Linked DNA regions of Homo sapiens: region 1 is linked to region 2. Evidence: read pairs that join two places in POLR2A ChIA-PET (ENCODE). Cell type or tissue: A673. All regions are shown on one strand. Links, peaks and the distances in the headings refer to the core of each region. The heading gives the core; the rest is flanking DNA. Region 1 holds the start of C5AR2 (complement C5a receptor 2). Region 2 overlaps ARHGAP35 (Rho GTPase activating protein 35).

Evidence for each region. Peaks named below come from ENCODE experiments on the same cell type or tissue, not always from the same donor. Only the 100,000 strongest peaks of a DNase experiment are listed, where the experiment ranks them.
Region 1: POLR2A ChIA-PET joins it to region 2 with 5 read pairs; 2 of 35 experiments call an interaction of 5 or more read pairs at or near these places.

What each region holds. Positions count from the first base shown.
Region 1 is chr19:47,328,451-47,337,415 of GRCh38, reverse strand. It overlaps C5AR2 (complement C5a receptor 2), which reads right to left and starts at 5,241. Exons shown (of 2, transcript NM_001271749.2): 1 at 5,067-5,241. RefSeq lists silencers at 2,318-2,518, 2,330-2,624. In A673, for the core only: no CTCF peak of the experiment used is centred there; no DNase peak of the experiment used is centred there.
Region 2 is chr19:46,979,813-46,989,923 of GRCh38, reverse strand. ARHGAP35 (Rho GTPase activating protein 35) reads right to left here. Exons shown (of 7, transcript NM_004491.5): 4 at 1,858-1,935; 5 at 249-380. Among named protein-coding and RNA genes, the nearest start is that of NPAS1, 35 kb to the left of the region's middle. In A673, for the core only: no CTCF peak of the experiment used is centred there; a DNase peak (open chromatin) is centred at 5,233; H3K27ac peaks cover 1,526 bases.

The DNA of each region.
Region 1 (8,965 bases), core at 1-4,000, 350 kb before region 2:
CTGGGATTGCAGGCATGAGCCACCGCGCCCAGCCCTAAGTAGGTAAATTTCAAAGTGTGTTAGTCCCCGCTGCAGAACCCCATGCCCTAGAATATTACCATCTCCAAATCTTGGGCTCTGGAGAGCTGGCAGGCAGCACAGCAAGTGGTCCTGAGCAGCCCCGGCCTCCATGACTGTGGGTGTCAGTTGCAGCTGGCTGTGCCTATTTCCTCATCGGGGAAACAAGAGTCATTGAGGTGAACCTACCTCTGGTTTTGGGAGTCCTTGAGGAGTTAAGATTTGTCCAGCACGTGGCACACAGGCTCCGGTAGACAAAGCTGTGGGTAGCACAGGACCCAGGCAGGAGTCCCCACCCCCCCACCCCCACAATGTCAGAGTGACCTGGCCCTGAGGCTCTCTGCTGACTATTATGGGTTGGCTGGCACTGCTCAGCACTCCAGCTGGTGTTGAGGCAACAGGAAGGACAGAGAGGAAGTTGGGGCACTCCCCTCCCCCATGCCAGGTAGCAGTGAAGAGTCCAGGCCACTTGGTGTGTGTATTCGGAGTCTGGCATTCCACTTTCGTATTATTTTTATCCCTAGAGTAAAAGGTGTGCAGAATTTAGCCAGGTGCAGTGGCTCACACCTGTAATCCCAGTACATTGGGAGGCTGAGTTGAGGAGGAAGGATCGCTTGAGGCCAAGAGTTCAAGACCAGCCTAGGCAACACAGTGAGACCCTCTGTCTCTACAAAAAATTTAAAAATTAGCCAGGCATAGTGGTTCGTGCCTGCAATCCCAACCTTTTCTAAGACTGGGGTGGAAGATCACATGAGCCCAGGAGTTTGAGGCTGCAGTTAGCCATGATCGCGCCACTGCACTCCAGCCTGAGCAACAGAGTGAGACCCTGTCCCAAGAAAGAAAGAAAAAGAAAGAAAGAAAGAAAGAAAGGAAGGAAGGAAGGAAGGAAGGAAGGAAGGAAGGAAGGAAGGAAGGAAGGAAGGAAAGAAAGAAAGAAAGAGTACAGCATTTAAAAACTGAACCCCCCCTAGCCGGGCACAGTGGCTCACACCTGTAATCCCAGCACTTTGGGAGGCCGAGGTGGGCGGATCACTTGAGGCCAGGAGTTCAAGACCAGCCTGAGCAACATGGTGAAACCTGGTCTCTACTAAAAATACAAAAATCAGCCAGGCATGGTTGTGGGCTCCTGTAATTCCAGCTACTCGGGAGACTGAGGCAAGAGAATCGCTGGAACCCGGGAGGCAGAGGTTGCAGTGAGCCAAGATCATGCCACTGCACTCCAGCCTGGGCGACAACAGCGAGACTGCATCATAAAAAACAAACAAACAAACAACAACAACAAAAACCCTCAAATTCCTACCAGCTGTGTGGCCTTGGGCAAGTCACCTAAACTATCTGTGCCTCAGTAAAATGGGAATAATAATATTCCTGCCTTAGGGGGTGTTGTAAGAATTCAACAAGTTAGAAGGGTAGAGCTGAGTGTATAGCGCTGGTTTTCAGTGGGTGTCATACGTAGGCTAGCTGCTGTTATCACTGTCCACACGCATCCTCTCACCCCGCAAAGACTCCACCCTTCCTGGCCCTTGTTGATTACAATCCAGAAAACGAAAACTTTCTTTTTTTTTTTTTTTTTTTTTTTTTTTTTTTGAGACGGAGTATCACTCTGTCGCCCAGGCTGGAGTGCAGTGGTGCGATCTCGGCTCACTGCAAGCTCCACCTCCCGGGTTCGCATGATTCTCCTGCCTCAGTCTCCCGAGTAGCTGGGACTACAGGCGCCCGCTACCACTTCCGGCTAATTTTTTGTATTTTTAGTAGAGACAGGGTTTCACCGTGTTAGCCAGGATGGTCTCAATCTCCTGACCTCATGATCCGCCCACCTCGGCCTCCCAAAGTGCTGGGATTACAGGCGTGAGTCAACATGCCCAGCCCAATCCAGGAAACTTTCTGTGCATATAATTTGCCCAGCTGTAAGCCCAAAGCAATGGTATCGTAGATGGCATTTCCTTTGTAACGTCTTAACCAGAAATGGGAGCTTTCAACATACGTTGTTCCATTTCTTCATCTTTTCCACTTAACGTGCCCGATATCTGTTTTCCTGTCTATCTGTACAGATATCAACCCCATTCGTCCTCAAAGCATCAAAAACAGTCCACTGTCTGCCCAAGTGGTGCTTATTAACTAAAGGCCATTCAATAACAATGGTAAGGAGAATAATGAGAAACAGGGCCAGGTGCAGAAGCTCACACCTGTAATCCCAACGCTTTGGGAGTCCTAGGCAGACGGATCACTTGAGGTCAGGAGTTTGAGACCAGCCTGGCCAACATGATAAAATCTCATCTCTGCTAAAGATTTAAAAAAAAAAAAAAATTAGCTGGGCGTGGGGGCGAGTGCCTGTAATCTCAGCTACTCAGAAGGCCGAGGCAGGAGAATCCCTTGAAGCTGGGAGGTGGAGGTTGCAGTCAGCTGAGATCACACCACTGCACTCCAGCATGGGTGACAGAGTGAGACTCCATCTCAAAAAAAAAAAAATTGGATTTGGCTTAGATGATTTTGTCTTGCTGTTGGGTAATGTAAATGTTCTGAACACATTTGAGGTAGGCTACGCCCGTGAGGTCAAGGCTGCAGTGAGCCAAGATCGCGCCACTGCACTCCAGCCTGGACAACAGAGTGAGACCCTGTCTCAAAAAAAAAAAGTAGGCTATGATGTTCAGTAAGCTAGGTGTATTAAATCCAATTTGATTTACAATATTTTCAACTTATGTTGAAAATGTTGGGGGCTTTTGTTTTGTGTTTTCGTCTTGTTCAGTCACCCAAGCTGAGTTCAGTGGTTCAACCTCGGCTCACCACAGCCTCTACCTCCTAGGCTCAACTGATCCTCCTGCCTCAGCCTCTGGAGTAGCTGGGACTACGGGTGCACGCCATCATGCCCAGCTAATTTTTTTTTTTTTTTCTGTATGGACAGCCCTTACTCTGTTGCCCAGGCTGATCTCAAACTCCTGGGCTCAAGAAATCCTCCCACCTCAGCCTCCCAAAAGTGCTGCCATTACAGGCGTGAGCCACTGTGCCCAGCCTTACGATGGGTTGATAGAGATGGGACCCCATTGTAAGTCAAAGAGCGTCTGTACTTATATCTAGCTTTTAAATCATAGGTACCCTTCTTATTATTTCATAATAATTAAAATAATAGATGGCTTTTATTGAGCACCTATGACCTACAAGATATAACCCTCAACACAAACCCTTGAGGTCAATATTATCATCCTCATATCCCACAACATCAGCTCCTTCCAGCCTCGGGTGCCGCTGTGTCCCTGGCATCTGGGACAGAACCTGGCACACAGCACAGGCATGGTCGATATTTGGTAAGTGAAAGGATAAAAGAGTAAACTGAGGCACAGAGAGACTAAGTGGTCACTTAGGTTTCTTTTGTTGTGATTGCAAGCACCCTCACATGTGCCTCTTGGTGCACGCCTGTCTGTGCATCCAGTCTTGCTGGGTTCTCTGCTCTGGAAAACCCTGGAGCAGAATCAAAGAAGGCTGGCCGGGCGCAGTGGCTCACACCTGTAATCCCCGGCACTTTGGGAGGCCCAGGCAGGTGGATCACGAGGTCAGGAGATCGAGACCATCCTGGCTAACATGGTGAAACCCCATCTCTACTAAAAAATACAAAAAATTAGCTGGGCGCGGTGGCGGGCGCCTGTAGTCCCAGCTACTCAGGAGGCTGAGGCAGGAGAATGGCGTGAACCCAGGAGGCGGAGGTTGCAGTGAGCCGAGATCGCACCACTGCACTCCAGCCTGAGCAAGACTCCATCTCAAAAAAAAAAAAAAAAAAAAGGAGTCTGAACATTCTTTATTCCTGAACATCCATCTTCTAGGATTCCTCCCTCACGACCCAGCAATCAGCCTCCTTTCCGCAAAAGAACACATATGCTCACCAGAATACATGTGCCAGAATGTTCACAGCAGCCCAAGATGAGAAACCGTCCAAATAGCCACCCACAGCAGAATGGATAAACACATCATGGGGTGTTCACCCTGTGGAATATTCTACACGATGAGAATGAACAAACACCACACAAGAATGTGGACAGATTTTGTGATAGAACATTGAGGGGGCCAGGCACGGTGATTCACGCCTGTAATCCCAGCACTTTGGGAGGCCAAGGTAGGTGGATCACCTGAGGTCAAAAGTTGGAGACCAGCCTGGCCAACATGGTGAAACCCCATCTCTACTAAAAATACAAAAATTAGCTAGGTGTGGTGGCGTGCACCTGTAATCCCAGCTACTCAGCAGGCTGGGGCAGGAGAATCACTTGAACCTGGGAGGCGGAGGTTGCAGTGAGCCAAGATCGCACCACTGCACTCCAGCCTGGGAGACAGAGTGAGACCCTGTCAAAAGAAAGAAAGAGAGAAAAGGAAAGAAAGAGAAAAGAATTGGAATCGCTGAGTTAAAGGGCTTGCTTGCTACACATGCTACAGTTTGGTGGATCTGCCGAAAGCTGCAGGAATTCCTGCAGGTTTGAGAGAGGCTGTTTCCCATACATCTGTGTGTGAAAAACCATTTGGGCAGGGCACAGTGGCTCACGCCTGTAATCCCAGCACTTTGGGAGGCCAAGGCGGACAGATCACCTGAGGTCGGGAGTTCGAGACCAGCCTGACCAACATGGAGAAACCCCATCTCTACTAAAAATACAAAATTAGCCAGGCATGGTGGCATGCGCTTGTAATCCCAGCTGAGACAAGAGAATCCCTTGAACCTGGGAGGTGGAGGTTGCGGTGAGCCAAGATGGCACCATTGCACTCCAGCCTGGGCAACAAGAATGAAAACCTGTCTCCAAAAAGAGAAAGAAAAAAAATGCTTAGATCCTTTGACAAGAGCTTTGCTGCTGGGCTGCCCAAGTTAATTCAAGAGCCCAGGACTGTGACGTGCGTTCCAGTGTGGCTGTAATAAGACTGCACTTCTCAAACTCTAGTTCTGCTTCCCAGATTCTGAAAGTAATGATTCCGAGAAGCCAAGATCATGCAATCTCTCTCTCCCTCCTTCCCGCCCTTGTAGCCTCCATCCTTACCGTCTCTTCCAAGAGTGTCCCCACGTGAGTCAAACGCCACTTGGGAGCCCAATCCGGGCCCACAGCCAGGACCCAGGAGGTCTGGGGTCTCTCCCTGCCGTGTCTGGCAGCTGGTAGAGTCCTGGAAATCCGTCCTGTTTGCCAGGGCTCCTGTCGGATGCTGCTGAGCACTGCCACCTCACCAGTCCCAGTGAATCTTTATAAGCAGTACAAAATAGGAGTGGCCTTGTCTCGCTCTCAGGGTGTGTTTGTCCTGTCTTCTTCCCGTGACTCACAGAACCCAAAATTACGGGGTGGCTGGCAGGGCAGGAGAGGGCTCGGTTGGGTGGAGGGCTGATCCCAAGTCCCCAACCCTAGTCTCGAAGTCCCACCTTCCTGGAAGCCAGACCTGCATGCGGTTTGCTCTTTAACGCCTTAGAGGTCTTGGCCTGGATTCTGTTTGCCCACAACATGCCAGCTGCCCCCAGCCACCTCCAGGCCTCTAACTGTGTTCAACCCCTCCCTTCTGCAGCCTCAGGACAGACAAACATCCCTCCCTCCTCCTCGGCTCTGAGGAAGACAGCCTGGGGTCACATTCTCCACAAAAAGACCACAGCAGCTGAGCGCAGGGCCCAACGCCTCAGTGGTAGAAAAAGCACAAACAACTCCTTTCTTGGGCCTCAATTTTCCATCTGTAGAATGGGAAGATGTTGTTGGCCATAGCGATGCTTTACTTTTTTTAGAGATGGAGTCTTGCTCTGTCGCTCAGACTGGCGTGCAGTGAAAACATTATGCCTCACTGCAGCCTCAAACTCCTAGGCTCAAGTGATCCTCCCACCTCAGCCTCCTGAGTAGCTAGGACTACAGGCATGCACCAACATACCTGGCTAATTTTTTAAAATTTTCTGTAGAGGTGCGGCCTTGCTGTGTTGCCCAGCCTCAAGCCATCCTCACACCTCGACCTCCCAAAGGGCTGGGATTACAGAAGTGAGCCACAGCCGTGATAGCAATTCTTAACCTCTTCCAGCATATCACAGTGGCTGAGAACAAGAACTCAAGGGCCAGAATGATGAGATTCATATTCCAGGTCGACACACCCTCATCAAAGTTCAGGGCCTCAGCCCCTCTGAACCTCAACTTCCTCATCTGTGCAGTGGATGTTTGCTATGAGCGTTGGATACATTTAAAACGCACAGAACTGGCTGGGCGCGGTAGCTCACATCTGTAATCCCAGCACTTTGGGAGGCCGAGGCAGGTGGATCACTTGAAGTCAAGTGTTCAAGACCAGCCTGGCCAACATGGCAGAACACCATCTCTACTAAAAATACAAAAATTAGCTGGGCGTGGTGGTGCGTGCCTGTAATCCCAGCTACTCGGGAGGCCGAGGCAGGAGAATCATTTGAACCGAGGAGGCGGAGGTTCCAGTGAGCCGAGATCTCACCATTGCACTCCAGCCTGGGCGACAGAGTGAGACTCTGTCTCAAAAAAACAAAAACAAAAAAACCGGAGCAGTGCCTGGCACATAGTATACGCTAGGCTCACGCAACAGCAACAAGACTGTAACGTGAATTCTTAAAGTACACATACCACGCAGGCTTAGCAAGAGGAAGTGGCTCCAACCCCAACTTTGGAACCTCTTTATTCAGCAGTTCTTTCTGTTTGTGCTTTTTTTGTGCGTGCTTTAGGGATTCAAGGGATATATTTACACACTTCTTTTGTTATTGTTTTAGAGAATGAAATCACTTTGCTAGAGGAAGTTGTTCGTGAGACAAGGAGCTGGGACTCACTGTTTGACCCAGGGCTTCCTCCACTCTGTTTCCCTGACTAGGTGACCCTGCGTTGGCTGACCCTCACCCCGGACCCTCAGAGAGGAAAACATCCCCCAAGTCCCCTCCCCTCCTCTTCTGTCCCGGGAAGCCCCCTCCTTGGGAGAGGAGGGACATCCTGCCAGCCCCAATCTCCTGTGGGAATCTGCCCTGGCCTGAAGAAGAGATTAAGAGGAAAGAAACCGAGGTGGAACCTTCCCTTTATCAGCTCAAACTTTCTTTTTTTCTTTCTTTTTTTTTTTTTTTTTGAGACGGAGTCTGTCTCTGTTGCCCAGGCTGGAGTGCAGTGGCGCGATCTCGGCTCACTGCAAGCTCCACCTCCCGGGTTCACACCATTCTCCTGCCTCAGCCCCCCCGAGTAGCTGGGACTACAGGCACCCGCCACCACGCCCGGCTAATTTTTTTTGTATTTTTAGTAGAGACGGGGTTTCGCCGTGTTAGCCAGGATGGTCTCGATCTCCTGACCTCATGATCTGCCCACCTCGGCCTCCCAAAGTGCTGGGATTACAGGCATGAGCCACCACGCCCGGGAGCTCAAACTTGCTTTAACTTGAAAAGTTAACGATGGTCTGTTCCTCAGATGCTTCATCTTGATAAACTCCTGATACATCCACTAAGTTTTTCAACATACATTTCTTAGAATTGCAGCCAGGCAGGATGGCTTACACCTCTAATCTCCACACTTTAGGAGGCCGAGGTGTGAGGACTGCTTGAGGCTAGGATTTTGAGACCAGCCTGACCAACATAGTGAGATGCTGTCTCTGGGGGAAAAATATATATTTTTTTAATCCAGGGTCTGACTCTTCACCCAGATTGGAGTGCAGTGGTGTGATCACAGCTCACCGCAGCCTTGACCTCCTGGGTTCAAGCAATCCTCCCACCTCAGCCCCCAAAGTAGTTGGGACTACAGGCTCAAGCCACCACACCCAGCTAATTTTTTAAAAAACTTTTTGTAGAGATGGGGTCTGTCTCTGTTGCCTAGTCTTGCCTCCAATTCCTAGGCTCGAGCAATCCTCCCACACTGGCCTTCCAAAGTGCCGTGATTACGTGTGCTAGCCACAGCATCTGCCCCCCTAGAATTTGTTTTAATTAGCCAGGCGTGTTGGAGCGAGCCTGTAGTCCTGCTACTCTGGAGGCTGAAGTGGGAGGTGGAGGCTGAGGAGGGAGGATCGCTTGAGCCCAAGAGCTCAAGGCTGCAGTGAACTGTGAATGCACCACTGCACTCCAGCCTGAGCAACAGAGAAAGGCCCTGACTCGAAAAAATAATTTAAAATTTTAAAAAAATTGCCAGTCACGGTGGCTCATGCCTGTAATCCCAGCACTTTGGGATGCCAAGGTGGGTGGATCACCTGAGGTCGGGAGTTCAAGACCAGCCTGACCAACATGGAGAAACCCCGTCTCTACTAAAAATACAAAATTAGCCTAGGTGGTGGGCGCCTGTAATCCCAGCTACTCGGGAGGCTAAGGCAGGAGAATCGCTTGAACCTGGGAGGCGGAGGTTGCGGTGAGCCGAGATCGCGCCATTGCACTGTAGCCTGGGCAACAAGAGCGAAACTGCGTCTCAAAAAAAAAAAACCAAAAAAACAAATTTTTAAGTGTCTTAGATTTGAGGCTGGGCGCAGTGGCTTACTTCTGTAATCCCAGCACTTTGGGAAGCCAAGGCCAGTGGATCATTTGAGGTCAGGAGTTCCAGACCCACCTGGCCAACATTGTGAAACCCTGTCTCTACTGAAAATACAAAAAAAAAAAAAAATTAGTCAGGCTTGGTTGGGGAGTACCTGTAATCCCAGCTACTCAGGAGGCTGAGGCAGGAGAATTGTTTGAACCTGGGAGGTGGAGGTTGCAATGAGCCAAGATGGCACCACTGCACTCCAGCCTGGGCGACAGAGCAGGACTCCGTTTCCAAAAAAACAAAAACAAAACAAAAATCTTAGATTTGGGAAGGCAAAGATTTTCTGGTGTCCCTGGAGCTGAGGGCTGTCACTTGGAGGTCTGGGGGTTGCTATGGGCCAAGAACAGGGTCTCTACAGGCCTCGGAAGGCAGGAGGGGGGCCAGTGTGTACGTGCAGGGGATTCTCTCTCAGCCACCCTGTG
Region 2 (10,111 bases), core at 3,049-7,048:
CTTAACTAATGAGAGTTTGGGGGAAACCTGCAACTCTCTTGGTGTAACCCTCAGATAAGCACCTAAGGTCTACAAGGGCAGGAGCCCGATTTGCAAGTCCCATTGCTGTCATCTGGTTAATTCCCTTGCCCTCTGTCCTTCAAACCTCAGCTCTAACAGCCAGCATCCATTCTGAGGGCAGGACCTATTCTTCCAGTGCCAAGCCCTTTCTCCCTCAATCCGCCCAACACTGGGCTGCCGGTACTCACTGTGTGCTTCCACCAAGTCGATCTGCATGTTATACGGGACCAGGGGGTCAGGCAGTTCTGAGAAAAAGCTCTTCATGGCACCAGCCACGGTATTCACCGTAAAGTCTTTCTCTGCCAGGTCCAGGTTGTGGTCTGAAAGGAAGTCAGGAGAGTGAGGCCAAACCATTCTAAGCCAGGCAGAAGCATCAGGACAACTCGGGGCTCAGGAGAGGCTAGAGAAACCTCAAGGAGCCAGAGACGGCCTCAGGACTGGCAAGGATTGGAGGGGTGGGACTTGTGAGCGCTAACGCGAGTTCTGAGGTTCAGGCATGGGCTGGCCCCAGCACCTCTTTCCGAGACTGCTGAACTGCCCCTTCTACCACTCTCGGGGCAGGGGTGCTACCCCCACATGCTGGTTTTTGGTGCCAGGAGCTTGCCTTCATCTGGCTTTGATATGCTGTTGCCTCTTCCTTACTCCCTTCCCATCACAGAAGAAGGAGGCGGCTTTCCTAAAGGGTGGCTCGCTTTCCAGGTAGGTCACAAAGATGTTAGCAACCACTGTGACTGCTGCCTCCATCCTTGTCCCCTATGGTGGGAGGGCAAATAGGCTCATTTTTTCTCTCTCTGGCCCTTCCCAGCCACAGGCACCGCTGACCCATGTCATGCTTTCCTTCTCATTGCATACATACTTCAGTGCGTTCCTGATGACGAAGAAATCTCTACAGATGGACAGTACCAGGTTCCACTATGGGGGAGGTAAGCTGGTACAGGATCTCCCATATATACAAATGCATCCCACACTGGGGGCTCTACCCTCACTTTGGCCTCGTGTCTCCCACAGATTAGCAGGCGTTTCCCTGTCCTGCGGTCCCCTCTGCCTGCTGCCGGCCAGCTGAGCCCGACTGCGGTGCTGCAAGGCGCAAGGGCCGCCCACCTGGGAAGTGGGTGTGGTGTCCACTCTGGGTGGTGCCTCCTGCCCTGGCTGCTGATAGATGGGAATGTGCCCTGCTCTGGTGCTTTTGCTTCTGGCACTGGGGGACGTGGCTTCTCATCCCACAGTGTGGGCAATTCCAAGAGGTAGTTTGGCTGCCTGACTTTAGGCCTCTTGAAGCTGGCTCAGCTTAGGAGAAGGGAGTCCCTGCCAAGAGCTATGTAACTTGGGTCTCTGTCCCAAGGGCTCAGCTCCTCACACGATGGTCCCTCACTTTCTCTGGTGCTGGGACTTTGTGAGGAGGGTAGATCTGAGGCCCTGGCAAAACAGGATCACATCTCAACCCGACTTGTATATCATGTGCCTGCAACTAGCTCTGCATGGGAAAACAGGCAAAGCTCTTCAGTGTGGTGAGGGAGGCATGTGCCCGGGCAACCTGGAAGAGCATCTGTGAGTGGCAGTGTGGGGAGTGGCCTACATGACCCAGCTTGGGCAGGGATGGTGCTTCGGTTCACTGACAGGACCCGGTCCCCTCCTCCCCGCTGCAGCCACACATGGTCTCTTTCTCAGTCTCAGCACCTCGTGGCTTTGGGTCTGTGCTGGCAGGAGTGCTCCGAAGCCCCACAGACAGTTCACCGAGGCAGCTGTGTCTGCCTTGACCAGCTCTGGCCTCGGATGCCTGGCCAGGCTGCACTTTACCTTGATCAAACTGTCTCTGCAGACTCTCCATCTCAGACTTGTTCCCGCTGACCCGGTAGATGCCTTCCGTGCTCAGTCCTGAGGAGAAACAGGCAGGGTCTTAGGAGCAGGAACTGGAGAGCAGAGAATGAGGAGGGCTGGGCTCGAAGACAAGGAGAAAGCCAGGGAAAGTCCATGAGGTGCCCACCACAAGAGAGGAGCAGGCCTCAGCACACTCTCGTTTGATTTTTCTAGATGCTTCAACCCATCTGACCTCCATTTTCTTTTTCACTTAAAAATTTTAAAGTATTTGTTTTTTGGTAAAAATGGAAAGACTATAGAAGCACAGCAGCTAAAGATAACTTCTGTTCATATTTTGATGTATACTCTTGAGTTTTTCATTTTCATTTAAAAAACAGAGGTAGTATATATTTTAACCCAATTACTTTCACTTACAAAGTATGTTGTGAATTTATTTTAATCACTTCAAGTTCTTATTCTTTTACATGATTTTAAAGACACCAAAGTATATGATCACTGTAAGAATAGTCATGCTGTTAATCATACAGGGTTGGCTGGGAGCGGTGGCTCACGCCTGTAATCCCAGCACTTTGGAAGGCTGAGGCAGGAGGATCACTTGAGGTCAGGAGTTCGAGACCAGCCTGGCCAACATAGTGAAACCCCATCTCTACTAAAAATACAAAATCAGCTGGGTGTGGTGGTGCGCGCCTGTAATCTAAGCTACTTGGGAGGCTGAGGCAGGAGAATTGCTTGAACCCAGGAAGCGGAGGTTGCAGTGAGCTGAGATTGCGTCACTGCACTCCAGCCTGGGTGACAGGTGAGACTCTCTCAAAAAAAAAAAAAAAAAAGAAAAAAAAGAAAAAAAAAAGTGATACAGGGTTTTCCAAGTTTTTACTGTTAGAAAATTAACTTGCGCAGGGTGTGGTGGCTCACGCCTGTAATCCCAGCACTTGGCTCATGCTTGTAATCCCAGCACTTTGGGAGGTCGAGGTGGGTGGATAGCCTGAGGTCAGGAGTTCGAGACCAGCCTGACCAACATGGAGAAACCCCATCTCTACTAAAAGTACAAAATTAGGTGGGTGTGGTGGCACATGCCTATAATCCCAGCTACTCGGGAGGCTGAGGCAGAAGAATTGCTTGAACCCAGGAGGTGGAGGTTGTGGTGAGCCAAGATCGTGCCACTGCACTCCAGCCTGGGCAACAAGAGCAAAACTCTGTCTGAAAATAAATAAATAAATAAATAAAATTAACTCACAAGTATGTTTTTTTGACAACTAGTAAAAGCTTAACAGATTACTGGAAATAGGTATTTCTTACTTTGTGAATATCGTATTCATGTTCTTGTTAATTTTCCTAGTGTTCTTATTTTGAACTTGAGAAAGTCTATGAATATTAAGTAATTATATCAACGTTATATATGTTTACATTTTTCCTTTTTGTTATCTGTCTTCTAATTTTGTTTACTGAATTTGTTGAAGTATATAATTCAAAAATTTTAGGCTTTCAAGACCAGCCATTTCCTTTATGATGTCTTCCTTGGTTTTTATGCTTAGAATAGGTTTTTCCTATTCCTGTATCAGCTATTGTTTTTTTTCCTTCTAGTTCTTTTTATCAGTTAAAAAAATCATTTCATTCTGTGATCATTCTGGAACTTATTTGGTGTATAGTGTGATACAAGAAAAAAAGTAGTAAAAGTCAATTAAATACGTAAGTTAGAATAAAATATCAAGGGAAGGATGGGCTCCCACTCCCTCCCCATCCTACCGTGGGCAGAGGAGCACTGTTCAGCTTAGAGTGGATTCCAAGCTGTCTACTGAGTCCACTCACCCTGTCCTGGGAACGAAGTCCACTGTGAGCCATCAAGATCTCAAGGACTTTGTCGAAAGGACAGTGAAGTCACTGTGAAAACTGACATGGGGTCTCATGGCTAAAGCAACCCTGGGTCCCTTCTGAAGACTGGCTTTGAGCGACTCTGTCTTGCTGAAGGTGCACAGAGGAAGCACTGTGGGTGCTGCCCCTGGACAACAGAAACAGTGCCGACAGTAGAGAGCACCGGGCCCTGGAGTCAGTCAGGCTTCCGAGAGCCACGTGTTGGTTGTTATTGTCACTGCTACCTCTGGAGAGACAGCCATCAGGCAAGATAAAAGCAACTGGCCTGCCTGTTTTCTGGGGGTCCCAGACTTCTTGAGGCTTCAAGAACACTGGAGCAAGAGGCATCAATTCTCTGGCTTAAAAGCTGTTAATTGCACCAAGGCCCTTTCCCCGAGAGAAAAGGAGGTTAATGGACCAACCCCAGGGACATCCTACCAAGCAACGCCTAGTTACAAAGGAGCTGCCACTGCTGTACTCGCCTGGGAGAGTGCTGGCACTTTCCATATCAGAGTGGTCACACGCTGTGCACTGAGCTAGGTGCTTTGTCCCCATCCACCATTTGCTTGTTTATTAAATAAACGATGATGCCATTTAATCTCCCACACCTCATGGGAAGAGCTATTGGGTAGGTAGAGAATACACACATGAGGAAACTAAGATTCAGAAAGGTGAAGTCCTTGCCCCAGATCATAGCTGCTAAGAGGCAGAGTGGTCTGAGTCCGGGGACTCTGCCACTGTCCTGCCTCCTTAGTGTTCCAGAAGACACCTGGCTCAAGCTTCTGCTGCTTCCTATTAATCCACCAGGCTGGGGTACAGACCACAGCACCCCCGTTTCTCAGAAGCAGCACCACACTTGGGTGAAGCCCTCTGGCCTAAGCACCAGGGCAGCTTTTGAGATGGCACACCCGTACCCCCTGTGCTGTCGAGACCCTGCTCACCAGCACTAGTTAGTAATTTTTCCACTGACTCTTTTCTCAACTGCTCTCAAGACATATTTAAACTTCTACCTATTTCACATATGAGCAAGCCTTGGGTATGTGTCAGCAGGCTCAAGTCTTCATCTCCTAATTTGAAAAAAACAAATAAAACTAAATCTAAGTTATTTTCCCTTTCCCTGAATATCAGCCCTACATAATACAAAGAAAATGACAGGACAAATAGCACCAGTCTCAAGAGTCCGGAATAATGCAGCAATGTCACCGTTCCTGAGTCTCAGTGTAGAGAGGCAGTCTCCGAGCTGCAGAAGACCTGGCCAGCCGAGGGCCGCACATCACCTTCTGGTGACCCTGACCTTCAGCGGGACTGAGGACTGCTCTGCATTGCCTCATAATGGCCACCGGCCCCGGCATGAGAGGGCAGGAGACGAACTGCAAATTAGCGATCTGGCAATTATCAGTGGTGTGGACCTGCTGAAACTTCACTAGATGGATCGTCACACAAATGGAAGCACTGGAAAGCACGAGGCCGTACCAGAGCATCAATTAATCATCAACTTAGTACTTCCTGTCATCTGGGCACATGTTTATTTTACGCAATCCCATTTTAAAATAGCAACCCTGCTGCTGTCGTACACAATACCACGGCGTAATTTAGGAAAGGTAGCATTTGCTTGGCTAGTGCAATTTATCGTAACTACTAATTAGACATCAATTAAAAAAAGATTAAAAAAACTGAGAGCAGGCTGCAAACACCACCAAGGCTGCAGGGAGCTGGCAACCCAGGTGAGAAACAGGACGCTGGAAAGAGCACGGGCAGCTTGCCAAAGGCCTGAGACCACAGCAGGAAAAGGGCTGGGGTCCTGGAGCAGACCCCCTGGCAAAGATGCTGGATATTAAGGCATTTGTGTCTAGAACACCCCACTGTTCCTACATGGAAACACCCTAGGGGTGACTCTGGCCCACACCCGCCAGTGGCAGAAGGCAGAATTCTTACCAACAGTGACCTCCACCCACCATGTCTACTGCAGGCTCCCAAGTCCATCTGAGAAAGCCTCAACCTTAAACTCACAGGCATCCTTACCTACCAGAAATCTCCAAAGACCCATGTCACCAAAGCATAGCCTTGGCTGCAGGCCTTTTCTGTTTCTCTCCTTCTTTTTTAAAAGCCCTCCCTACTGGCTGCAATTATCTTCTATGTTTAAGTTAATCTTTGGAAATAGAACAAGAAAAAGCTCAGAACAGCCAAGATCACTATGTTCAAATATCTGAACAAGGCCATGTAGAAAAGTCTTGTTCCAATGGTTCTAGGGGACAGAGCTACAATCAAGAATGGGAATTACAAGGCTGGGTGCAGTGGCTCATGTCTGTAATCCCCGCACTTTGGGAGGCCGAGGCGGGCGAATCACGAGGTCAGGAGATCGAGTCCATCCTGGTTAACATTGTGAAACCCCGTCTCTACTAAAAATACAAAAAAAATTAGCCAGGCATGGTGGCGGGTGCCTGTAGTCCCAGCTACTCGGGAGGCTGAGGCAGGAGAATGGCGTGAACCTGGGAGGCGGAGCTTGCGGTGAGCTGAGATCGTGCCACTGCACTCCAGCCTGGGTGACAAAGCGAGACTCTGTCTCAAAAAAAAAAAAAAAAAAAAAAAAAGAATGGACATTACAGAATGGCAAATATTCTCTCAATATATAACTATTAACAGCCATAGCTGTTATTCATTGAAATAGACCAGAATTTTTGAATCTCCTCTCACCAGACAACCATCTGACTGGGGTACTGTTTAAAAAGATGAATACCTGGTCTAGGAAGCTAGCTAATAACAATAATGATAAGCCATTTATCAAATGCTTACTCTGTATGAGGCACACGGTGCTAAGTGCTTTCGTGCCTTTTCATAGCAGTTCTCACAATAACCCCTCCAGACTGGTGATTATTATCCCATTCTACAGACAGGAACGCTGAGACCAGGAGGTAAAGGAACATGTAGAGAATGAGTGAGTCGCACAGATGGGATTTGAATCCTACCTGAGTTCTTCTTCTATGATGCTCAAAATCACTATTTCTCAAGAGTGAGCATGCAGCAGAGTCACCTGGAGGGCCTGTTACGGTGCAGGTGCGGGGGCTCCAGCCACAGAGTTTTGGATTCAGTCAGTTTGGAGGGGAGCCCAAGAATTTTTTTTTTTTTTTTTTTTTTTTTTTTTTGTACACAAGGTCTTGCTTTGTCACTCAGGCTGGAGTGCAGTAGCACCATCTTGGCTCACTGTAGCCTCAACCTCCCAGGCTCAAGCGATCCTCTCACCTCAGCCTCCTGAGTAGCTGCGAGGGACTATAGGTGTGCACCACCACACCTGGCTAATTTTTAAATTTTTTTTTCGTAGAGATGGGGGTCTCACTTTGTTGCCCAGGTTGGTGTCAAACTCCTGGGCTCCAGCGATCCTCTTGCCATTGCCTCCCAAAATGCTGGGATTCTGGGTGTGGGCCATTGCGCCTGGCCTCAAAATCTGCATTTCTAATGCATTCCCAGATGATGCTGCTGCTGCTGGCCAGCGAACCACACTTGGAGAACTGCCATTCTAGAAGATGTGCCAGAGCTCTAAGGCTCCAGAGAAGTCTTAGTCAGAACTCTTGAATTCTATGATTCAATAAAATCAGGGGTAATATACCAGGCAAAATAGATACCACATACTTTAGGAACAAAGCACTTCCAAACAGCATGAAAACTGCTGCTTTTTATACGAAAACAAGCCCTTAGGCATTGCTTAATCTTTTTTTTTTTTTTTGAGACAAAGTCTCACTCTGTTGCCCAGGCTGGAGTGCAGTGGCTCAATCTCGGCTCACTGCAACCTCCGCCTCCTGGGTTCAAGCGATTCTCATGGCTCAGCCTCCCGAGTAGCTGGGATTACAGGCGCCTGCCACTGCACCTGGCCAAGTTTTGTATTTTTAGTAGAGATGGGGTTTTGCCATGTTGGCTAGACTGGTCTCAAACTTTTGAACTCAAGTGATCCGCCCGCCTTGGCCTCCCAAAGTGCTGGGATTACAGGCATGAGCCACCGCACCCGGCTCCTTTACACAGTTTTCAGTCTTGGTCTTCCACAAAAATACTTTGGCAGGGCAGGCGTGATGGTTCCCGCCTATAATCCCAGCACTTTGGGAGGCCAAGGCGGGAGGATTGCTTGAGCCCAGTTCGAGACCAACCTGGGCAAAACAGCAAGACTCCATCTCTACAAGAAATAAAAAATTAGCCAGGCATGGTGTCATGCTTGTAGTCTCAGCTACTTGGGAGGCTGAGGTGGGTGGATCATTTGAGCCTGGGAGGTTGAGGCTGCAGTGAGCCATGTCCATAACACTGCACTTCAGCTTGGGAGACAGAGTGAGACCCTATCTCAAAACAAAACAAAACAAAACAAAACAAAACAAAACAAAACAAAACACCAAAAAATACTTTGGTGACATAGGAAGACTAGACGGCCCTCCGGTGAGAGCTGGTGGGGACTTCCCCATGGACTAGGAACTGGTATTTCAGCCCTTCGACTGCCCTGTCAGAGCTGTGGTGGCTGGCCCTGCTCCTGGGAGGTGTCTGTGGCAGGACGGACACTAAAAAAATGGAGAGATGCCCCTCAGGAGCTTGGAAATCAATGGGGAAAATCACCTCCTTTCCTGGTATCCTGATTTTCTGAAATATCCAAACAGGTTTTGATCCTGGACCCCAGGCAGGCCCTTCTTAGCAGCAGTGCTGTCGGCCAGCGTCAGGCTTCGCCTCTGCTCCTTCACACCAGGACTCAGTTCCTCCAAAGTTTCCTTTCTAGCAACACATCAATACTTCCTCCAAGACGAACTCAGACTTGCTTATTTTTTACTTTCTATATTTAGATATAGAAACTCAGCACTTAGTCCTTTAAAAAAATTTAATTGGCACTGCTAGTACTCTAAAACACCCCATGCCAGGCAGGACTTAACTAACAACTTTTGTCGACTTTTCTGGAGTCTGGAAGCATCTAATAAACCATTCCCTTTTTCTTTTACACATGCAAGACTAAGTCTAAGGCAGGCTAAACTGCAAGGCCGGAGGGGTGCTGAGCACTCAGGGAGAGAAGGAAACTCTTTGAGCATTAAATTCAAATGGTCTTGAAGAGGACCGACCTCTGTGGAAAGGTATGAAGCCCTTCTTTTTCATCCAATGCTAACAGTGTATCTATGGTGTGTCTTCTGAGGACCACACTGCGGCACTCCCCCAATCTCACCTCAATGGAAGATCAAAGGGTGAGGGGGCAGGAGAGCATTTAGGTCAAAATCAAAGCAATCATGTCTCCATTTCCTTCTATGTGTAACAGAGATAACAGTTCTCACCTCATCCCCTGGTGGTATGTATTTAATGAGATCTTAGCACTTAGTGCTGAGAGAGTAGCTATTATCCTAATGATCTAAGTGGAAAGCTGGTTGGCAAGTGGATGAGCACCTGAGTTCTGCTGTCAGGGAGACATGGGTTCGAATCCTGCCCCTGACCTCAGCTAATCTGACCGTACAATGGAATAAATGAGATCGTCTATGCACAGTCCACTGCACAATGCCTGCCAGTATTCTTTTTTCTCTACACTCTTAACAAGCCTCAACAATGGCACCTGCCTGTAGGCATGACCTATTCTGAGAGCGTGGCCAAAACAAGACAGTTTGTAGAAAAACATTTTAAAACATGCATGGCTTTGACACCAAAATGACCTTGGTTCTGATCCTGGTTCTGTCTTATAGCTAGGCTGGGTGTCTGAGAGTAAATCGCCTCTCCTCTCAGGGGCTTGGAATCCTCATCCAAAATGGGGTAATGACATCATTAATGAGTCTGTCAAGATGCTGTAAATATTATTATTATTTTTGAGATGACAAGAGTTTCACTCTTGTTGCCCAGGCCAGAGTGCAATGTGCAATCTCGGCTCACTGCAACCTCCGCTTCCCGGGTTCCAGCGATTCTCCTGCTTCAGCCTCCCGAGTAGCTGGGATTATAGGAACCCACCATCACGCTTGGCTAATTTTTGTGTTTTTAGTAGAGACGAGGTTTCACCATGTTGGCCAGGCTGGTCTTGAACTCCTGACCTCAGGTGGTCCGCCCACCTTTGCCTCCCAAAGTGCTGGGATTACAGGCATGAGACACCGCGCCCGGCCCTCAATTTTCTCTTCTATGAACTGGAGGGCAAGGATGTCTGGCCTGAGAAGAACGACGGCCTCCTCTCCATAGAGAAGGTTTCCTCGCTGTGTCTCTCCGCAGAAGCGCTACTATTGAAATCACACGAGTCCCCGCAGCTCCCCCTGCTGCCTTCCTGCTCGGGAGGTGCCTGGGTGGTTTTCTGGCTGCTCTCCTCCTTGAACACTCGGGTCCTCTGTCCCTCCCCTGCCCCTTCGTTAGCTGTCTTCCCAGGTAATTCCCCTGTCAGTCAAGACCTGCTTCTTCCTGT